Regions from separate parts of the Mus musculus genome. Here region 2 is linked to region 1. A link is a contact called in ENCODE Hi-C or POLR2A ChIA-PET data. All regions are on one chromosome and are shown on one strand. The core of a region is the stretch at or near the end of the contact, and the rest is flanking DNA. Distances in the headings are between cores, read along the strand shown. Region 1 holds the start of Marchf6 (membrane associated ring-CH-type finger 6). Region 2 holds the start of Mtdh (metadherin).

What was found. Hi-C counts contacts between places; a loop is a spot of excess contacts on that map. ChIA-PET counts read pairs that join two places held with the same protein, here RNA polymerase II (POLR2A).
Region 2: a map of left cerebral cortex shows a loop between it and region 1 (4-fold over the local background). The contact joins the promoter of Mtdh here to the promoter of Marchf6 in region 1. A Hi-C loop is called at or near these places in 1 of 37 maps with a recorded cell type or tissue (left cerebral cortex). POLR2A ChIA-PET finds 5 or more read pairs at or near these places in 1 of 5 experiments (Patski).

The regions. Positions count from the first base shown.
Region 1 is chr15:31,527,867-31,532,470 of GRCm38, forward strand. It overlaps Marchf6 (membrane associated ring-CH-type finger 6), which reads right to left and starts at 3,171. Exons shown (of 26, transcript NM_172606.2): 1 at 2,937-3,171. The coding sequence starts at 2,955. It overlaps Gm41287 (a long non-coding RNA gene), which reads left to right and starts at 3,238. Exons shown (of 3, transcript XR_875101.3): 1 at 3,238-4,071; 2 at 4,249-4,604.
Region 2 is chr15:34,079,943-34,084,337 of GRCm38, forward strand. Mtdh (metadherin) reads left to right here and starts at 2,777. Exons shown (of 12, transcript NM_026002.5): 1 at 2,777-3,471. The coding sequence starts at 3,094. It overlaps Gm41291, which reads right to left and starts at 3,284. Exons shown (of 1, transcript XM_011245387.3): 1 at 1,800-3,284. The coding sequence starts at 3,065. The coding sequence ends at 2,532.

The sequences.
Region 1 (4,604 bases), core at 1,921-4,420:
ATATACATACTCTCTTTAAATAAATAAATAAATGTAGTAAAACAAATTTAATTTGCTTTCTGTTAAGTCATACTTTCCAAACACAAAACCAACAAACAGTTTATAGACAAAAGAAACAAATTTTATTTCTTTAATTTAAGAAATAATCTACAGGAGCTGGACAGATGGCTGGCTCAGTAATTAAGAGCGCTAGCTGTTCTGGCAAAGGACCTGGGTTCAGTTCCCAGCACCCACAGAGAAGCTTACAGCCATTCATAACTCCAATAATGCCACGGGATCCAGTGCCCTCTTTGGCCACCATGGCACCAGCAGGCACATGGTGCACACACATTCTTGCATTCAAGTCAAAACACTCTATGATACTGTTTTAAATACCCTGCAGTAACTGAGCAAGTAGAATCATTTACAAGCTTTGTGCCACCTTCATTTTATAATGTTTGTCATGAATCTATCCCTTGCAGTTATTTCAAGTCAATTTTAAGTTGTGAAATAAAAAAACAAACAAAACAAACAAACAAACAAAAAACCCTTTCAATTCAAAACTTTACAAAAATGGCCATGAAAACTATTACTATTCACTTTCATATGCCTAAAGAGTTGACTCCTCAGGTAAGGAAAGGTGCCTGGTGGCCTCAATTCAACTCCTAGAACCCATACGGTGGAAGGAGAATACTGGCAAAGGTCTTGTTAGCTTATATTAATAATTCATCCTCCAAAGGAAATGACAAAAACAAGTTACCGCACTCTGGAACACTTGACGAGCCTCATGAACCATCTCTCCAGTTCACTTATGAATAACTACACGGGGTCTGACATGAGTGACTCTTTCTCCTGCCTTTGCCACCTGAGTGAACTTGGGCAAGTTGCTCATCCAAATTAACCTTTAGTTCCTTCACCTGTGTAACAGCAGGTTGCTTCCTTCCAAAACCTGAGAGGTACTACAGTGTTAGTAAAGGGAAAGCACTCTGAGTCCTCACTAAGTGATCAGTTACTTTGAGTTCAATATCCAAATTGATTTTTAAAACATCACTTATATCTTATCCCAATAAAAAAAAAGTACCTTCAAGCACTAGAAGTACCATTTCCTTCATGACATCACACTCAGTTTCTCAATTCCTGAGTTACTAATACCTGTGGTCATTTCATAAATCTGTGAAGTACTAACTGCCCAGGTGGAAAAAAATCAGGTTTTCATATAATATGTCAGTGCAAAGCCAAGTAATACAGATGCTAGATTTAGTCATTAAAACTTAAATCAAAGGAGATTATGTGTAGTTGAGAGCACTTGTTCTTACAGAGGACCAGGTTTTGAGTCCCAGCACACATGGCATTTAACAACGATTAAATACATATGAGCAAAATACAAACAAACTCGAATCAAAGCCAGGCATGGTAGTACAAGATGCTGAAACAGAGGAGTATGGAGAACTCATTTCAAAAACCAAACAAAACAAAGACAGGCACTGAATATAAACGGCTGTGAAACCTACAGAGATGTAAACACAAGATCAACCTGGGCGATTGTTAATCCTCAACAGTTTCTTTCCCAAAGTTCTGCAATGGCAACTAGCTTCACTCATTGAATAGAACCGTACTGTAGCATAATGAAGTGGCAGCGACAAACAATGAAAATAGGGTCAACTGTTTCTTACCACCCGTGTGAACCTTAACCAAGCTATTAAATAAGCCTACATTTCCACAGCCACGAAAGGTAACACACATCCACCCCGCAGGGCTGTCGGGAACGTCAAAGTGAATCAATCCTCCTGTGCATATTTTGTAAACAATACTTTTTTTTAAAAAAAATCAACTCATCACATTATTACTAAACTTTTTATTACTCTAATGACTTCAATACAAGTGCTTGATGGTTCGATTGCATGTAAAGTCGGTAAAATAAAGCCTGAGGTTGAAAAGAACGCTCATTCGAACAAGAATATATCTAAACAGTAAGTATCTGCACTAGTAAGTACATGATCAATAATTTCCTCTACAGACTCACTAATACATCAGTGCCTCTAAAAACTGCTTTAAAACACTTTGCCACAACGTCAGGTAAGCGGCTGCTTTCTACACCCATGTGGCTGCTTTTCTTTCGTGTTCTCTGCTAATTCAAAACAACCGCATCCAAAGTACACGTCCACAAACAAAACAAACAAACCCTTGCTTTGTGGTGACAAGGATTTAGAAGAAACCTAAATATTCGCCTTTCCCTCCTCCAATAGTCTCTAGAAACCGTCCCCTCTCGGGTCTGGTCAGTGCAGTTAGGGTAAGGCAAACAGAGAGCAAGATTTTGCAGCAGGGGTCAGTTCAGTCCACTCAGCAGTCGTCACCTCGCGGGGTATTTTCCGCGAAGTTTCAAAGTCAACAAAGAAGTTGTGTGGCAGAGGTTGGGCCTACAGGACAACAGCAAACAGACTCGAACACGGAGGGGGGAAAAACGAGTGGGGGAGGGGAGTGGAAACGCCCCCGGACTTCGCACTGCGGCCCCCTCCTCCGCGGACCGCGGGATGGCGGTGGCCGGGGCCCCGATCTTCCACACCGTCAAGTCCCCGGCAGCCCCACGCCTCGGGCACCCTATGGTCTCCAGCGCCCCACTTCCCGACATCCCCATGTCTCGAGCACCCCACGTCGCGACACCCCCACGTCCGGGATGTCCCACGTCCCGGCACCCCACGTCTCGGACACCGAAGTCCTGGCACCCCAGTGTCCCAGCCGAGGCTGAGTCCTCGTCGCCCGCGGGAACCGGCGGGGGGCGCGCAGAGGGTCACCTTCCGATCCGAGCCCGCTGGAGGACCAGCTCGAGCCGCGCGCTCGCCCGCCCGCCCGCCCGCCCGCCCGCCGGGCAAGCAAACTGCCCGCGGGATCCGCCGCGAGCGCCTCGGCCCGACTGGAGCGCGGGCGCCGCTGCAAGGGCGCGGGCGCCGCCGCCTCACCTTCCTCGGCGGTGTCCATCTTGTCTGGGGGGCGGCGGTGACGCAGCCGCGAGGCGCCCGCGACCCGGCAGAGCCTCGGGGCCCGAAGGGAAAGGCGGGCGGGCGGGCGGGAGGAGTGGAGGAGGAAGAGGACGCGGGCCGGGCAAGTGCGTGCGCTCGGGTGCGAGAGGAAGCCGGTCGCGGGCGAGGGGGACAGGGACAGCGACTGACAGAAAGCGAGCGCCGGGGAGGGGGGAGGGGCGCGCGGCCGAGCGACGGGCCTGGGCGGGGCGCGCGGCGGAAAAGGCGGGGCGCCGGAGCGCTGCGCGTCACATCCGGCGCGCGCCTTCGCTCGCGCTCGCGCCGGGCTCGCGGAGGCGGGGGCGGGGTGCGAAACACGGCCTGACTGGTGGCGAAGGCTGCGCGCGGGATGGAGACTGAAAACCTAGAGGCAGGCGGCAGGCACCTCGCGGAGGGGCGGCTGCGGCGGCGGCGGCGCGGGCGCGTTCCGGGACAAAAGGAACGCGGAGCGGCGGGAGCGAGCCCGGCGCGCACGCCCGCCCGCCCGCCGGAGCGGGTGTGGGGGACAAAGGGTCCCAGCTTGGGGTACCCGACCGCCACTCCCGGGGCGTTCAGAGTCGGCCCCGGAACGAGCATTTTTGGTTCCGCTCTTGAGTGGTTCTGAGGCACGTCTGAAAGAATTACAGAAGCATCCCTAAGATGGAAAAAGACGAGCATCCAGGTTATCAGAATCTCTCCTGGGGAGGCTTATGCAATTGAGTGGAAAGACCACGTCTTCACAGCTGAAAGCCAACATTGAATCTACCTCTAAGGGAAATGGGTTCAGATGGCGACACAATTAAGGGAAGCTTACCTGGCCAGAACTAAATGGCTGATGAAAGAATGATGAAAGACTCAGACCTGCTCGCATCAGTAGGCCACCTTCCTCACATAATCCTTAGAGCTTTCTCTAAATAAGATAGTACAGATTAGAAGAAAAGTGTTTCCAACCCGGATGCTTAAACGTGCACATAACGGAAAGTAGATTCAAGAAACGGAATTTTGGCCGGGCAGAGGTGGTGCATGCCCTTAATCCCAGCACTTGGGAGGCAGAGGCAGGTGGATTTCTGAGTTGGAGGCCAGTCTGATCTACAGAGTGAGTTCCGGGACAGCCGGGACTACAGGGCTACACAGAGAAACCCTGTCTCAAAAAACCAAAAAAAAAAAAAAAAAAAAAAAGTTATGTGACTGTTTTTGTTTTAACCCCAGGTGTGGGATATGGGGCTGCTTCAGATGGGCCACAACCGTTAACTATGATTGTCTCGTACTCTAGGAGGGGAGTGATCTAAATGGCAGTCTCCAGAGCAGTGGGAGGTGCTTTGAGGAAGAAGAAGTGGGGAGAGGAGGAGGAGGCAGAAGAGAAGGAGGAAGCAGAAGAGGAGGAGGAGGTTTTTGGTTCCTGCTGCTCCTGTTGCTGTTGCTTAATGAGACGTTGGAGATGCCCTGTTGTGGAAGATTGGACTGATCTCAAGAAACTCAATGCCCCTAATGATCAGGAGTAGTCAAAAAGGTCTACATCCCCCTTTCCCTCTAACCTTCCTTCTCTTCTACCTTGATGTACTAGAACACAATAGAATAGACCAAAAAAAAAAAAAAAAAAAAAAAAAAGCCCCCAACAGAAGACAGTCC
Region 2 (4,395 bases), core at 1,527-4,026, 2.6 Mb after region 1:
TAAAAATAAGCTTTTGGGGTTTTGTTTGTTTGAAATGGGGCTTGACTACGAAGCCCTGACTAGCCTGGAACTCTGAGTCCTCCTGCCCCAGCCTCCTGACTCCTGGATCAATCACAAACATGCACCACCATACCTAGGGATAAGTGACTTTTAAAAAATTATTTATTATAGTATTATATTACTATTATAATATTATTTACAATGTAAGTACGTTATAGCTATTTCCAGACGAAGGCATTCAATCTCACTATAGATGGTTGTGAACCACCATGTGGTTGCTGCGATTTGAACTCAGGACCTTCGGAAGAGCAGTCAGTGTTCTTAACAGCTAAGCCATCTCTCCAGTCCCGACTTTTTTTTTTTTTTTAAAGATTTATTTCTTTATTTACTTTCTGAATGTGAGTACACTGTAGCTGTCTTCTGACACACCAGAAGAGGGCATCAAACCACATTACAGTTGGTTGTGAGCCACCACATGGTTGCTGGGAATTGAACTCAGGACCTCTGAAAGGGCAGTCAGTGCTCTTAACTGCTCAGCCATCTCTCCAGTCCGATAAGCGACTTTTAAAAACATCTTGAATGGCTTCTTGGAAGCAGTTGACAAGTCCTAAGCCAAAATATTTAAGGTATGTAACTTGAACCTTGGAAAACCTATGAAATGATCGCAACAAAGAACATATTCACCTTTCCCACATTTCCTTGGATCCTTTCTTAAGACCTTCCTCAAGCTTCCTTGGCCCCACCCCATACCCCTAAGTAACCACTGATTTGCTATCACTGTAGATCAGTGTTCATTTTCTAATTATACCCAAATGGAATCATACCCTAGGTACTATGGCTTCTTCTTCTCCTCAGCATTGATATTCACACCGCTGTATGAGTTTATAGCTCCTTCCTGTTTATCTATGATTACTCAGAAAAAGCACTCATTTCCAACCCTGAACTTCTCATAGAGAGTTTTAGACACATTTTGCATTTTATCGTTGTCATTCACGAGGAATTAGGACTTTGTCTACTTAGAGCAGAGCTAGTATTCCATCACACACAGCTGTTTTGCCCTGATTCTTTCAAAGCATTGCTTTATTTAAATTTTAATCTAATCTTTGTGCTATTGCAACAAATAACCCTAACTTTCTGGAAGTATAATTATATTCTTACAAGTTTTGTTAACTGTAATGAATGCAAACCAGTTGGTTGTGACCCTACTTTTTTGTTTTTAAAATATAAGTGCATGGTGGGATAAAGACATAGTTCAGTGGGAGAGCGTTTGCCTACCATGCTTAAGGATCTGGGTTTAATCCCCAGCATGAATACAAAAACGAAGTGCATATACATGTGCATACACAAAGAGGAGGGAGTGAGAGAAGGAGGGCGAGATATAATGACAAGTATGTCCCTGATACCAAATACAGCAAGTGGAAAAAAAAAAAAAAAAAAAAAACTACAAGATGACCTGATCTTACTAAATCATTTACTTGCTAGACTGTCAAAGGGACTAGTATGCTAACCTACAATTTCTGTAATTCTCTAATTCATAAATCCACAGGTGATGATCTAAAACGATCAGTAGAACTTCTTAGAAAAACTATGACCAACCCAAATAGGTGGGGTTATAAATCTTATTCCAAAAATATGAATGGAATTTGTTAATTTTAGAGGTCATGCAGATCTCATTTTAAGGTTCTGGCCTTTATAACTTAGCCCTTAATTATAAGTCTGCAAAAAAGCTTAGCAAGAGTAGCTTATTACGTATAAAACTCTATTCCACCCATTAATCACAAGACTCATTACAATACTGATGGGTCAAAATACATGAATAGGTTTTTAGTTTGTATTTACTTCAGCTGCTTACATGCTAATTAACATTTAATTATAGACACTGTTTCCTTACCGCAAAGTCAAAATACAAATAGTAGGGTAGTCCTCAAGCATTTTTAAAATTAAGAAGGGAAGAAGCGCCTCAGCTCTTTATTTTTGGTGCTAGGAATCGACGCCAGAGCCTTGCATATGTTCAGTAAGCATGTTCTATTGCTGAGCGACATTCCCCAACCCACCTAGTTTCCTTCTAATGCTACATTTGACTGTTGGACAACACAAGCATTCAAAAATTGCAATTCTTTTGGGGTTGTATAAAAGCTTAAAATAATATGCTTCTCTTGCATATAAATACAGTCTAAGGGCTTCCTCTCAATATTTCCTATTAAGGCTACAAATCAGTAGAAAAATAATAGTGCCTCCCACGGGTTTGCCGACTTTTTAAATCTGGAGCCTGACAACAGACAGCAGGAGTGAACGACAGAACAGACGCAAACGTTGGCAAACGTTAATATGCTAGTCCGCCCCGAAGAAATACTCGGATGTGAATTACACGTGCTCGCTGCCTCAGAGTCCACCGAGCTCCCTCTGGAAGCATCCAACTGGCCCCTGACCTAGGGAGAAAAAGCCGGTCCACTGCACCACCACTGCAGGAAAGAGAGCGGAAAGCCTGCTCATACTCCGATGGGTTTGGCCGCCTTGCTCGTGCGCAGGCCTCACACCTGAATCCCTCTCAGCATCCAGAAAGCCCGAGCCTGAAGGAGTTCCACCGTCAGATTTCTAGCTCCCGCTTCGCAAGCTCCGAGTCGCCCCAAGCCTCCAAACCCACACAGCTCAAGGAGACCCCACTCCAAGACTAGAGTCCGCCCGGCCCCGCCCATCGCCCCATGTGACGCATGCCCCGCCCACAGCCTCCACGTGACCCGACCGGCCTCCGCGCGCAGCGTGGATCGCGGCCGGAGCCGCCATTGTTCCGCCGGGGGAGGACAGCGGGTCCTGGCGCTGGCGCCCCGACGCCGCTTAGCGGCCGCCTCTGGAGACACTCTGTCCCCGCCGCCCCGTGTCCTCCTGGTGGCGGCGGCGTGAGGCCGGCTGCGGAGACTGGGAACCTTTGGCTCTCCCCGTGGCGGCGGCGGCCCTCTATCCCCTACTCCGGCGTGAGGGTTGGCCGCGATGCGCTCGGCCTGAGGTGTCGCGGCCCTGTCGCCTCCCACGACTGTTCCAGCGGCGGCTCCGCTCCCCGGCGTCATCCCGCGAGTCTCTCTGACGGGAGGGAAGATGGCTGCACGAAGCTGGCAGGACGAGCTGGCCCAGCAGGCCGAGGAGGGCTCTGCCCGGCTGCGGGAGTTGCTCTCGGTCGGCCTAGGTTTTCTGCGCACGGAGTTGGGCCTCGACCTGGGGCTAGAGCCGAAGCGGTACCCGGGCTGGGTGATCCTGGTGGGCACCGGCGCTCTCGGGCTGCTCCTGCTCTTCCTTCTAGGTTACGGCTGGGCCGCGGCTTGCGCCGGCGCCCGCAAGAAGCGAAGGAGCCCGCCCCGCAAACGGGAGGAGGCGGCCCCGCCGACTCCGGCCCCCGACGACCTAGCCCAGCTGAAGAATCTCAGAAGCGAGGAGCAAAAGAAGAAGAACCGGAAGAAGCTTCCTGAAAAGCCCAAAGTGAGTAGTGGCGAGGAGCCCGGTGGTCAAGGGAAGCGAGAGCTCAGGTCGAGGTGGTAGGTGAACACGTTCCTTGAGAAGGGGGAAGTCGGAAAGTGTAAGAACCAGTAGGAAAGTCGCGTTTTCCTGAATGGAAATTAACTCCAGGGGTAGGTATAAATAAAAGTGACCAAACTTACAGCCATCATATGAGAACCTTGGTTTCCCCAAAAGCAGATCCTTCCTAGAGGCCTGTGAAAGAAAGTAGGCTGCATGTGGAGGTTAATGGGACCTTACAGTGACGTTGGGAAGTTCTGAAAAGACTGCCCGGTAGAGAGAGATGTCTATCTCAAGCCACGTTGAGACCTGAGACCGTCACGGAAGATAGGGGTGACCTAAAAACTGGCTTAAAGAGGATTACAGGTGTTCAGATCAAGCCATACTCATCTTAGTTGGAAATGTTAAAGGGAAATGGTTACCCTGTCTTATCCTGGTGAGTGTGGCCATTGGGTTGCTGGTACAGGAACTGGGCAAAAGGGAGCTGGCGATCTAATACGCCTTCGGGATATATGGCCCCGAGAAAAACATAAGGCAAGTACAGCAAAGTAGTCTATAGTACAGTCAAAGGATGTGGAAGACTTTTTTGTTTTTTAATAAAGCATAAAGAGGTGACAGATTAAAATGCTGAAGAAGGTTGAGAGGAGATTTCAAGCCGCAGTTTGCTGGACCACATGTGGAAATGCGAAAGCTATTCCATTTTTGTTAGGCCTTAGTGTTTTACTTCTGTATCCTGTGTTGTGATTTCTCTGTAATATTTTGTTCTGTGTATATTTGTTGGAGAGATCTTGTGCCGTGGCATGCATGCAGAAGTCAGAGGAGAACTTACTGGGGTTGGTTTTCCTTCCACAGAGTGGATCTTGGGGATTGAACTCCAGTACTCAGGCT